Regions from separate parts of the Homo sapiens genome. Here all the other regions are linked to region 2. Evidence: chromatin contacts called from ENCODE Hi-C or POLR2A ChIA-PET data. All regions are on one chromosome and are shown on one strand. The core of a region is the stretch at or near the end of the contact, and the rest is flanking DNA. Distances in the headings are between cores, read along the strand shown.

Evidence for each region. A loop is a pair of places that touch in the nucleus more often than their neighbours do. ChIA-PET counts read pairs that join two places held with the same protein, here RNA polymerase II (POLR2A). Pooled maps may share reads with other maps.
Region 1: a pooled map shows a loop between it and region 2 (3-fold over the local background). The contact joins two enhancer-like sites. A Hi-C loop is called at or near these places in 3 of 168 maps with a recorded cell type or tissue (CD14-positive monocyte, Calu3 and esophagus squamous epithelium), 7 of 37 single-sample maps with no recorded cell type and 11 of 50 pooled maps. POLR2A ChIA-PET finds 5 or more read pairs at or near these places in 10 of 52 experiments (A549, B cell, BJ and 6 more).
Region 3: a loop to region 2 is called in a map of mammary epithelial cell, with 11 times the contacts of the local background. The contact joins two enhancer-like sites. A Hi-C loop is called at or near these places in 57 of 168 maps with a recorded cell type or tissue (A673, CD14-positive monocyte, CD4-positive, alpha-beta T cell and 33 more), 35 of 37 single-sample maps with no recorded cell type and 42 of 50 pooled maps. POLR2A ChIA-PET finds 5 or more read pairs at or near these places in 2 of 52 experiments (A549 and IMR-90).

The regions. Positions count from the first base shown.
Region 1 is chr2:28,412,008-28,415,058 of GRCh38, forward strand. FOSL2 (FOS like 2, AP-1 transcription factor subunit) reads left to right here. Exons shown (of 4, transcript NM_005253.4): 4 at 1-3,051. The coding sequence ends at 441. Among named protein-coding and RNA genes, the nearest start is that of FOSL2-AS1, 19 kb to the left of the region's middle. RefSeq lists enhancers at 1,034-1,638, 1,639-2,243. Within about 2 kb of position 1,669, at least 12 of the 41 ENCODE cell types and tissues checked have a DNase peak (open chromatin) inside an H3K27ac peak, as active enhancers do.
Region 2 is chr2:27,751,730-27,754,878 of GRCh38, forward strand. No RefSeq gene overlaps it. Among named protein-coding and RNA genes, the nearest start is that of MRPL33, 18 kb to the right of the region's middle. RefSeq lists an enhancer at 891-1,509. Within about 2 kb of position 1,308, at least 10 of the 41 ENCODE cell types and tissues checked have a DNase peak (open chromatin) inside an H3K27ac peak, as active enhancers do; they include mammary epithelial cell, where a contact is called at or near this core.
Region 3 is chr2:28,452,330-28,455,406 of GRCh38, forward strand. No RefSeq gene overlaps it. Among named protein-coding and RNA genes, the nearest start is that of PLB1, 42 kb to the right of the region's middle. RefSeq lists an enhancer at 1-428. Within about 2 kb of position 1,727, at least 2 of the 41 ENCODE cell types and tissues checked have a DNase peak (open chromatin) inside an H3K27ac peak, as active enhancers do; they include mammary epithelial cell, where a contact is called at or near this core.

The sequences.
Region 1 (3,051 bases), core at 419-2,918, 660 kb after region 2:
GAGTTCATGTTGGTGGCTCACGGCCCAGTGTGCAAGATTAGCCCCGAGGAGCGCCGATCGCCCCCAGCCCCTGGGCTGCAGCCCATGCGCAGTGGGGGTGGCTCGGTGGGCGCTGTAGTGGTGAAACAGGAGCCCCTGGAAGAGGACAGCCCCTCGTCCTCGTCGGCGGGGCTGGACAAGGCCCAGCGCTCTGTCATCAAGCCCATCAGCATTGCTGGGGGCTTCTACGGTGAGGAGCCCCTGCACACCCCCATCGTGGTGACCTCCACACCTGCTGTCACTCCGGGCACCTCGAACCTCGTCTTCACCTATCCTAGCGTCCTGGAGCAGGAGTCACCCGCATCTCCCTCCGAATCCTGCTCCAAGGCTCACCGCAGAAGCAGTAGCAGCGGGGACCAATCATCAGACTCCTTGAACTCCCCCACTCTGCTGGCTCTGTAACCCAGTGCACCTCCCTCCCCAGCTCCGGAGGGGGTCCTCCTCGCTCCTCCTTCCCAGGGACCAGCACCTTCAAGCGCTCCAGGGCCGTGAGGGCAAGAGGGGGACCTGCCACCAGGGAGCTTCCTGGCTCTGGGGGACCCAGGTGGGACTTAGCAGTGAGTATTGGAAGACTTGGGTTGATCTCTTAGAAGCCATGGGACCTCCTCCCTCATTCATCTTGCAAGCAAATCCCATTTCTTGAAAAGCCTTGGAGAACTCGGTTTGGTAGACTTGGACATCTCTCTGGCTTCTGAAGAGCCTGAAGCTGGCCTGGACCATTCCTGTCCCTTTGTTACCATACTGTCTCTGGAGTGATGGTGTCCTTCCCTGCCCCACCACGCATGCTCAGTGCCTTTTGGTTTCACCTTCCCTCGACTTGACCCTTTCCTCCCCCAGCGTCAGTTTCACTCCCTCTTGGTTTTTATCAAATTTGCCATGACATTTCATCTGGGTGGTCTGAATATTAAAGCTCTTCATTTCTGGAGATGGGGCAGCAGGTGGCTCTTCTGCTGGGGCTGACTTGTCCAGAAGGGGACAAAGTGCAATACAGAGCCTTCCCTACCCTGACGCCTCCCAGTCATCATCTCCAGAACTCCCAGCGGGGCTCCCTGAGCTCTCAAGGAGATGCTGCCATCACTGGGAGGCTCAGAGGACCCTTCCTGCCCACCTTCGGAGACGGCTTCTGGAGGAACGGCTTGGCCAGAAGACAGGGTGTGAGTGAGACAGTGGGGCACAGGTTGGGTTTGCCAAACGCCTAATTACCAGGCCAGGAAGCATGCCAACAAAGCCACACGGGTGTCCTAGCCAGCTTCCCTTCACCTGGTGTCTTGAGTAGGGCGTCTCCTGTAATTACTGCCTTGCCATTCTGCCCCTGGACCCTTCTCTCCGGACCAGGGAGGCGTCCCTCCCTAGGAGCCACACATTATACTCCAAGTCCCTGCCGGGCTCCGCCTTTCCCCCACCCTGGCTCTCAGGGTGACGCCACCCACAGAGATTTAATGAGCGTGGGCCTGGACCTTCCCCAGATGCTGCCAGGCAGCCCCTCCCCAAGCCTCAAAGAAGCATTTGCTGAGGATGGAGAGGCAGGGGAGGGAGGCGGGAGGCCGTCACTGGAGTGGCGTCTGCAGCAGCTGCTGCCCCAGCACCCGCTCAGCCTGTCCTGGCTGCTCACCTCCCCGCAGGGCACCGGGCCTTTCCTGCCCTCTGTGGTCATCTGCCACCTGCTGGATCAAGTGCTTTCTCTTTTACACTCCCCTGTCCCCACCCCAGTGCACTCTTCTGGCCCAGGCAGCAAGCAAGCTGTGAACAGCTGGCCTGAGCTGTCGCTGTGGCTTGTGGCTCATGCGCCATTCCTGGTTGTCTGTTGAATCTTTCTGGCTGCTGGAATTGGAGATAGGATGTTTTGCTTCCCACTGCAGGAGAGCTGCCCCCTTTCACGGGGTTGGGGAAGGGTCCCCCTGGCCTCCAGCAGGAGCACAGCTCAGCAGGGTCCCTGCTGCCCACCCCTCTGAGCCTTTTCTCCCCAGGGTATGGCTCCTGCTGAGTTTCTTGTCCAGCAGGGCCTTGACAGGAATCCAGGGAGTAGCTCCTGGCCAGAACCAGCCTCTGCGGGGCTTGTGCTCTGCAAAGACTCTGCTGCTGGGGATTCAGCTCTAGAGGTCACAGTATCCTCGTTTGAAAGATAATTAAGATCCCCCGTGGAGAAAGCAGTGACACATTCACACAGCTGTTCCCTCGCATGTTATTTCATGAACATGACCTGTTTTCGTGCACTAGACACACAGAGTGGAACAGCCGTATGCTTAAAGTACATGGGCCAGTGGGACTGGAAGTGACCTGTACAAGTGATGCAGAAAGGAGGGTTTCAAAGAAAAAGGATTTTGTTTAAAATACTTTAAAAATGTTATTTCCTGCATCCCTTGGCTGTGATGCCCCTCTCCCGATTTCCCAGGGGCTCTGGGAGGGACCCTTCTAAGAAGATTGGGCAGTTGGGTTTCTGGCTTGAGATGAATCCAAGCAGCAGAATGAGCCAGGAGTAGCAGGAGATGGGCAAAGAAAACTGGGGTGCACTCAGCTCTCACAGGGGTAATCATCTCAAGTGGTATTTGTAGCCAAGTGGGAGCTATTTTCTTTTTTGTGCATATAGATATTTCTTAAATGAAGCTGCTTTCTTGTCTTTTATTTCTAAAAGCCCCCTTATACCCCACTTTGTGCAGCAAAGATCCCCGTGCAGGTCACAGCCTGATTTGTGGCCAGGCTGGACAAATTCCTGAGGCACAACTTGGCTTCAGTTCAGATTTCAAGCTGTGTTGGTGTTGGGACCAGCAGAAGGCAAACGTCCAGCCAACACACAGGACTGTAAGAGGACTCTGAGCTACGTGCCCTGTGAAGACCCCCAGGCTTTGTCATAGGAGGTCGTTCAGCTTCCCCAAAGTCAGAGGTGATTTGATTTGGGGAAGACTGAATATTCACACCTAAGTCGTGAGCATATCCTGAGTTTTACTTCCTTATGGCTTGCCCTCCAAGTTCTCTCTCTCATACACACACACACCCTTGCTCCAGAATCACCAG
Region 2 (3,149 bases), core at 58-2,557:
TCAATCCTGCTGGTGCCCACTGCAGAAACAGACCCCTCTCTTTTTTTTTTTTTTTTTTTTTTTGAGATGAAGTCTTACTCTGTCACCCAGGCTGGAGTGCAGTGGCGCCATCTCAGCTCACTGCTATCTCCACCTCCTGGGTTAAAGCGATTCTTCTGCCTCAGTCTCCCGAGTAGCTAGGATTACAGGCTCCTGCCACCACACTCAGCTAATTTTTTTGTATTTTTAGTAGAGACAGGGTTTCACCATGTTGGCCAGGCTGGTCTCGAACTCCTGACCTCAAGCGATCCGCCCGTCTCGGCCTTCCAAATTGTTGGGATTATAGGTGTGAGCCACCATGCCCAGCCCAAGCCCCTCTCTTAAGTTCTCCAAGCACAGCTTTAACAAAACTCCCCATAACCTCTGCAGAGATGCCATTCTCTCTCAAAGAAAGCCACATTTTACAGTGACTAAGAGGAGCCTGTGGCCTCACGTTGTCCTGCATTGCACTGTCTCCTTTCCAGAAAAGGTTCACGTTTTATCCTTGCATAACCCAAAGACCTATTAAAATCTTTTCCTAAAAACAAAAGGGATTATTCCCACAAGAGCAAGTTGCTTCCACCTCCACCGGAGACAAAGAAATTGGAATCAAAACCCCAAGCCCATGTGGCTCAGAATAGCAGTTTGCTCTTTTTTTCTTGCCATTGCTTTTTTCAAAAATAGCGGAGGCCATTTTTTGCACACCACATTCTATACCTGTTTGGAAACCAAAGGCTGAGTCTGAAAGAGGGTCAGGGACTGGGCTGGGAAGGGAAGGCTGCAGGAGAGACTCAGGAAGAGGGAGTGAGGTCAATGAACACAGCAACCGCCAGTTTTTCCAAGACTGAGACCTTTTATCGTGGAGTCAGATGTGGGGAGAGGGGGCCAGGCGTCAGCTAGCTGTGGGATCACGGGCAAGTCTTGGAGGTGCCTCTTCCAGCTTCAAATCTCTGTGTACTTTGGGGAGGCAGGGGGTTTGCTTCCCAGGTGCAGGCTTGCACCTGCCTCTTTCTGGATTGCATCAGAGCTGCTCAGGACTCATTTCCCCACCCCCACAGGCGCCTACAGCTCCCTCCCCCTCCCATAACTTATTAGCTACAGATAACATCCCTTTGTTCTCCCAGTGACTCCACACCCACAGAAGGAGAGGGGGATGAAGAAATCTGCCAGGAGGGTGCCTCCCGCCAGTATCTGATGAAGGTAAGAGGTAAGAGGCTGCCCGTTTACTGCTTGTGCCTTCCAGGGAAGCTTCTTCCCCAGGGCCACTACCCGTTTCGGGAGGCGTTTCTGGGCTAGGCTTCCTGGCAGGGGAGGCTCTCAGGCACTGGGGCCGCTGAGGGTATGTGGTGAAGCGCTTGGCTTGGAAATCTTTGCCTTAGGGACTCATTAAGAATTTTTTCAGGGAATCCTCGTCGGGTGTCTTCCAATGGCTTCCCACCAGGTTACAGTCAGGCCGAAACTTCTTTTTTTTTTTTTGAGATGGAGTCTCGCTCTGTCGCCCAGGCTGGAGTGCAGTGGCGCGATCTCGGCTCACTGCAAGCTCCGCCTCCCAGGTTCACAGCATTCTCCTGCCTCAGCCACCCGCGTGCCCGGCATGGCCCAAACTTCTTAGCCTTTTTTGCCAGTCCTTTTCCCAGACCCACTGAGCTCCAGTTACATAGAACCACGTGCGATTTCCTTGAAAATATTATGCATTTTCATGCTTCCGTGACTACTTTGCATATGCTGTTTCCTTTGCCTGGAGTGCCCCCTACCACTTCTCTTCTTAAAGAACTCCTATTCATCCTTCAAGACCCTACTCAAAAGTCAGGTTCTTTTTCAAAGCCTTGCTTGACTTCTCAGACAGGGTGGGATGCTCTGTGCTCTAGGCACAGGGTTCCTTCCCTGGCTCATCTGGGATTAGGGTAATTATTAGAATTTACATGTTTATCTTCCTTCTAGTTGTTCCTCCAGGGCAGGGACTGTCATTCACCTTTGCAAATGTGGTGTACAGCACAGTGCCAGGCCCTCGTAATTCCTCAGCCAGTATTTGTGGCAGGATAAACACAATTTCTTCTGGATTTATTGTAATTTTGAGTAGCATTAAGAGAATGCTTTTGTCTCTGTGGACATTCCCTGGCCTCCAGTGGCATCTCTCCAGACAAAGGTCACATATTTGTGAATCTGTATATTCACACAGCATCAGCATGTCACTTCTCAGGTATTTTACATCTGATTTATTTATTTTACACATTAACCCTATGGGTGGTTGTTATTGTTGCCATCATAAAATAAAGAGATCGAGATGCTAAGAGATTAAGTACCATGTTCAAGGTATCAGCACTTGGATGGCAGAGCTGGGACCTGAAACCAGGTATTCTGGCTGCAAAATCTTTTATCTACATCTGAGTTTCTGAGTAAGTGGTCTTTGAATCAGTAGGTCAGCGTCCCCTGGGGACTTGTTAGACAACCCAAAACTCCAAGGGTGGGGCCCAGCAATCTGTTTCAACCAGCCCTGCAGGTCATTCTATCCTCAAGTTAACACTGGCCTGTGCCACAGCTGCTCCAGTAGCTGTCCACAGCCATGGGAGGGCGCTCCAAGGCCGACTTTCACCACTGGGAACCTGTCAGGCACAGCAGAAGGCAAGAAAATGCATGAACTGGGAATTAGGCGGCAGAGTTCTAGTCCTGCCAGTTCTGCAATTATTGGTTGAGTGATTTGGAGCACATTATTTAATGTTTAACCTCCCTGGGCCTCAGTTTTCTCATCTGTAAAATGAGGATGATGACTAAATGTTCTCATCTCTAATTTCCCTTTAAATTCTGTTATTCAGCTCTCCTTTGGAGTAATATGTTGTCTGTGCCAAGGATGGAATGAAAACAGAGTATGATGGCTCATCTTGACTTTTTCCTTACTTACAAATGGAGAGCCCCAAAGTCCAAATCCTTGGACCAGCTATCCCCCAACTTCCTCCTTAGGGGCAGAAGGTGAGAGCAAGCAAACATTTGAGTTGATTCATGAAACTTTACTGGGCAAAGAATAGAAAATGTTGGTTTGGACCCTCCTTCACTATCTGGGGCCCCTCCACATGAGCTCCTTCACCGATCCGTCTCCTTCAGCTGCTTCCCCACTGTGACTCTACCAGCCCCTC
Region 3 (3,077 bases), core at 477-2,976, 700 kb after region 2:
GCCTGAGAGTCTGAGGGCTCCAGCCCAGGGGAGAGGCTTGCTGGGGCCTGGCTGGGCTGAAGTGGTGGAGAGGGGAGAGGCCAGGCCCAGAACCTCTTTTTCCCTCTTGTGTTCCCAGGCCGGTCAGGCTCCTGCTGGGCGATTGATGGAGGTGAGAGGATGTGGGCTAGGGCTGGGTCTGGGCAAGGGCTCTGTGAGGGAGCAGGGTTAGGCACTCTCCCCCGCTCCCCCCACCTGCCTCCCACCTCCACTCTCTGCAGATAGCCCTTGCCCCAAGGCTGCAGCCCAGTTGACATCCCTGAGCCTGGGCCACCAAGCGCAGCTCCCTTGCGCCCTCTAGTGTCTGCCCCTCTCAGGTACAGGGTGCCTTGGGCCAATCTCTGAACCTAGAATTGACCTTCCAAACCGGGCCATTCCTAAGCATGAGGTGGACTCTGTTGACAATGATGCTGGGCAGCAGACGCAAAAAGAGACTGGGCCAGCTGTCTTTTCACTCCACTCAGGTCAGAAGTGCCCCCTCCCCACTCCACTGTGGTCCCCAGAACCATCTCTGGGAACCACCCCATTTGTAAATGAGATAATGCATGTGACGTGCTTAGCAAGGGGCTGGGAGAGTAGGGGACCAGTGACTATGTGGTCAATGAACAGCTATTAGCTCCACTAGGTAGAAGCAATGATCTGTTTGGTCCTGTGCTGGGGGCTCGTTTCCAGGGGGGAGGACAGAGAAGCTCTGTCCAGTGCTGCTGAGGCAGGAATGAGGACTCCATGTTCGGAGTCTGGCACGGAGCAGGAGGGTGATTTGATGGCTCGGTGTGTGTTGGCTGCAAGAGCAAATGCAAAACGTCAGCCTGAGATTAATCAAGACATCCTTCCACTTACCGTTTCGGGTCTTGTTGGGGAGTTTGGAAGGAAAACTGCCTTTCCAGCAAGATGTTTTGACATGATGCCTTTTCCCTGGCATGCGTTGTCTCCTTCTCCCCACCCATCCCCTTCGCCACAGCTTTAGGGATGACCTCTGCCCTGCTGGGTGCCCTTGATGACTAACACAGCAAGTGTGTGGACCGCCACCTGTCCTGGCCTCACCCACCTTCACCCTCCATTTCTTCATGACTGCCCCCGTGGCTTCTAGGGGGAAGGCCCCAGACAGGTTTGCTAAACTACTGACTCCCAGGGCTCCCTGACAGGGCCTGATGCAGGGTGGCCAGCGGTTGTGACCCCTAGACCAGGTGGGTCCCAGCACAGGGACCTGAGCCCCACCCTCAGGGAGCTGGCGGCTACACGGGGAGCGGTCACCTGTACAGATAAATCTAGTGGAAAGCCCCCATGGCCAGAACCAGGGCGGAGGGCCTGGGGCAGGCTCTGGAGTATAGAAGAGGGAAGGCGCCTTTGGAACAGACAGCAGAGAGAAGAGCCTGCAGGATGAGTGCGAAGGATTGCTGTGGACAGAGGTGGGCCAGGGCTCAGCTCGAGGGCTCCCAGGGAAAGGAGCCTGGGGTGGCCTGGGCACCGTGTGTGTGTGTGTGTATGTGTGTGCGCGCGCGTGCATGTGCGTGTGCATAGGTATGATTCAGGGAGACATAAGGGACTTTGGCAAAGTCAGGAGGATGTGGGGGCTAAGCAAACACCACTTTGAAGACTTCTCTTTGGCATGGGGTGTGACAAGCCAGGTCTGGTGCCTTGTTGAGGAAAGGGAGAAAACTCTGAGTTGGTTTTTGTGTTCCTCAAACCAGTTTGCCCACATCCTTGGCATCATCTGTGCCCTGTGAAGGGCCCGCTTGGAGCCATGCATGTCTGGGCCTGAGGGTGGCGGTGCCTACGTGAGGCCCTGCGGTCTCTTCAGGAGCTCCCCGAGAGGGGCACTTGGCCACTGTTGGAGCTGAGAGGGGCCTGGCCCAGCTCACCCGCCTCTCCTGCTTCTCACCCAGCCCCTGCTGCTGAGAGCTCTGGCAGCCTCCGTGTGCACAGCAGGCCTGGGCTCAGTCACAGGTAGCTCTTCTGTCTGCTCCACGGTGGCTCTCCTCAGGGCCTTGGCTCTCATGTGAGGCTTCCAGCTGCTGCTCACACTCAGAGCTTTGCATGACCAGCAACACACAGGCAGATAAGAGCATTGGGTCTAGGGCGAGAAAATCCTGGGTTCAAGATCAGGCTCTGCCATTTACCAGCTATGTGGCCTCAGGCAGGTTGAACTCTTTGAGCCGCAGTTATCTCATCTGTAAATTGGGGATAATAACACTTAATGGTACTTATCTCATGGGGTTGTCATGAGGATCAAATGAGATGATGTGTGTGTAAACACCTTACAGAGGGCTCCACTAATGGAAGGCATTATTATTGCTGTTTCCATACCACACGACACTCACCCAAGAATGGAAGTTCATGTTCTGACTGTCAATGACGTGTCCAGCATTCCTCCTGTGCTCATTTCATAACTATTCGTTGAGCCTCCTTGGTGCCAGGCACTGTTCTAGACTCTTGGGCCATAAAAATCAATAAAACACAAGATCCCTGCCTCCTTACGGCTGACCTTCTAGGGGAGAGACTTTCACATACCCCAATCTACTTAGCACACATTCCAACCTCTCTCTGGCATCTGCAAACTCAAGTCTGCAAGGTGAAGCAACATCCTAAGCTGCTAGGAACTCTCTCCATAAGTACTCATCCAGATGGCCTGGTGATACGGACAGGAGACAGGGAAATACTGGGTAGAAGAGGGTGGCTCCTGGCAAAGGCCCCACCCTCAAGCCTGAAGACCCACGGCCCTAAATGAGGACAGGCATTCCTGTTTTTGAGCGGAAAAAGTTGCCTTTTGGCCTGCCACACCCCCTATCCTGCACCCATATAAACCCTGAACCCCAGGCTTCAGAAACAGACGAGCAAGCCAGCAGACCAGCAGACGGACAGTGGAACGATGCAGTAGAGAAAGAGAGAGGAGGAGGAACATCTGAACATGGAGAGGAGTTTGACTGGGGACGGTCAGAGAGGAGTCCGGCTGCTGGGCTCCTGACTCCAGGGGAAGATCACCTTCCTACTCCATACCCCCCTTCTGGCTCCTCATCCGTCCCACTGAAAGCTACCTC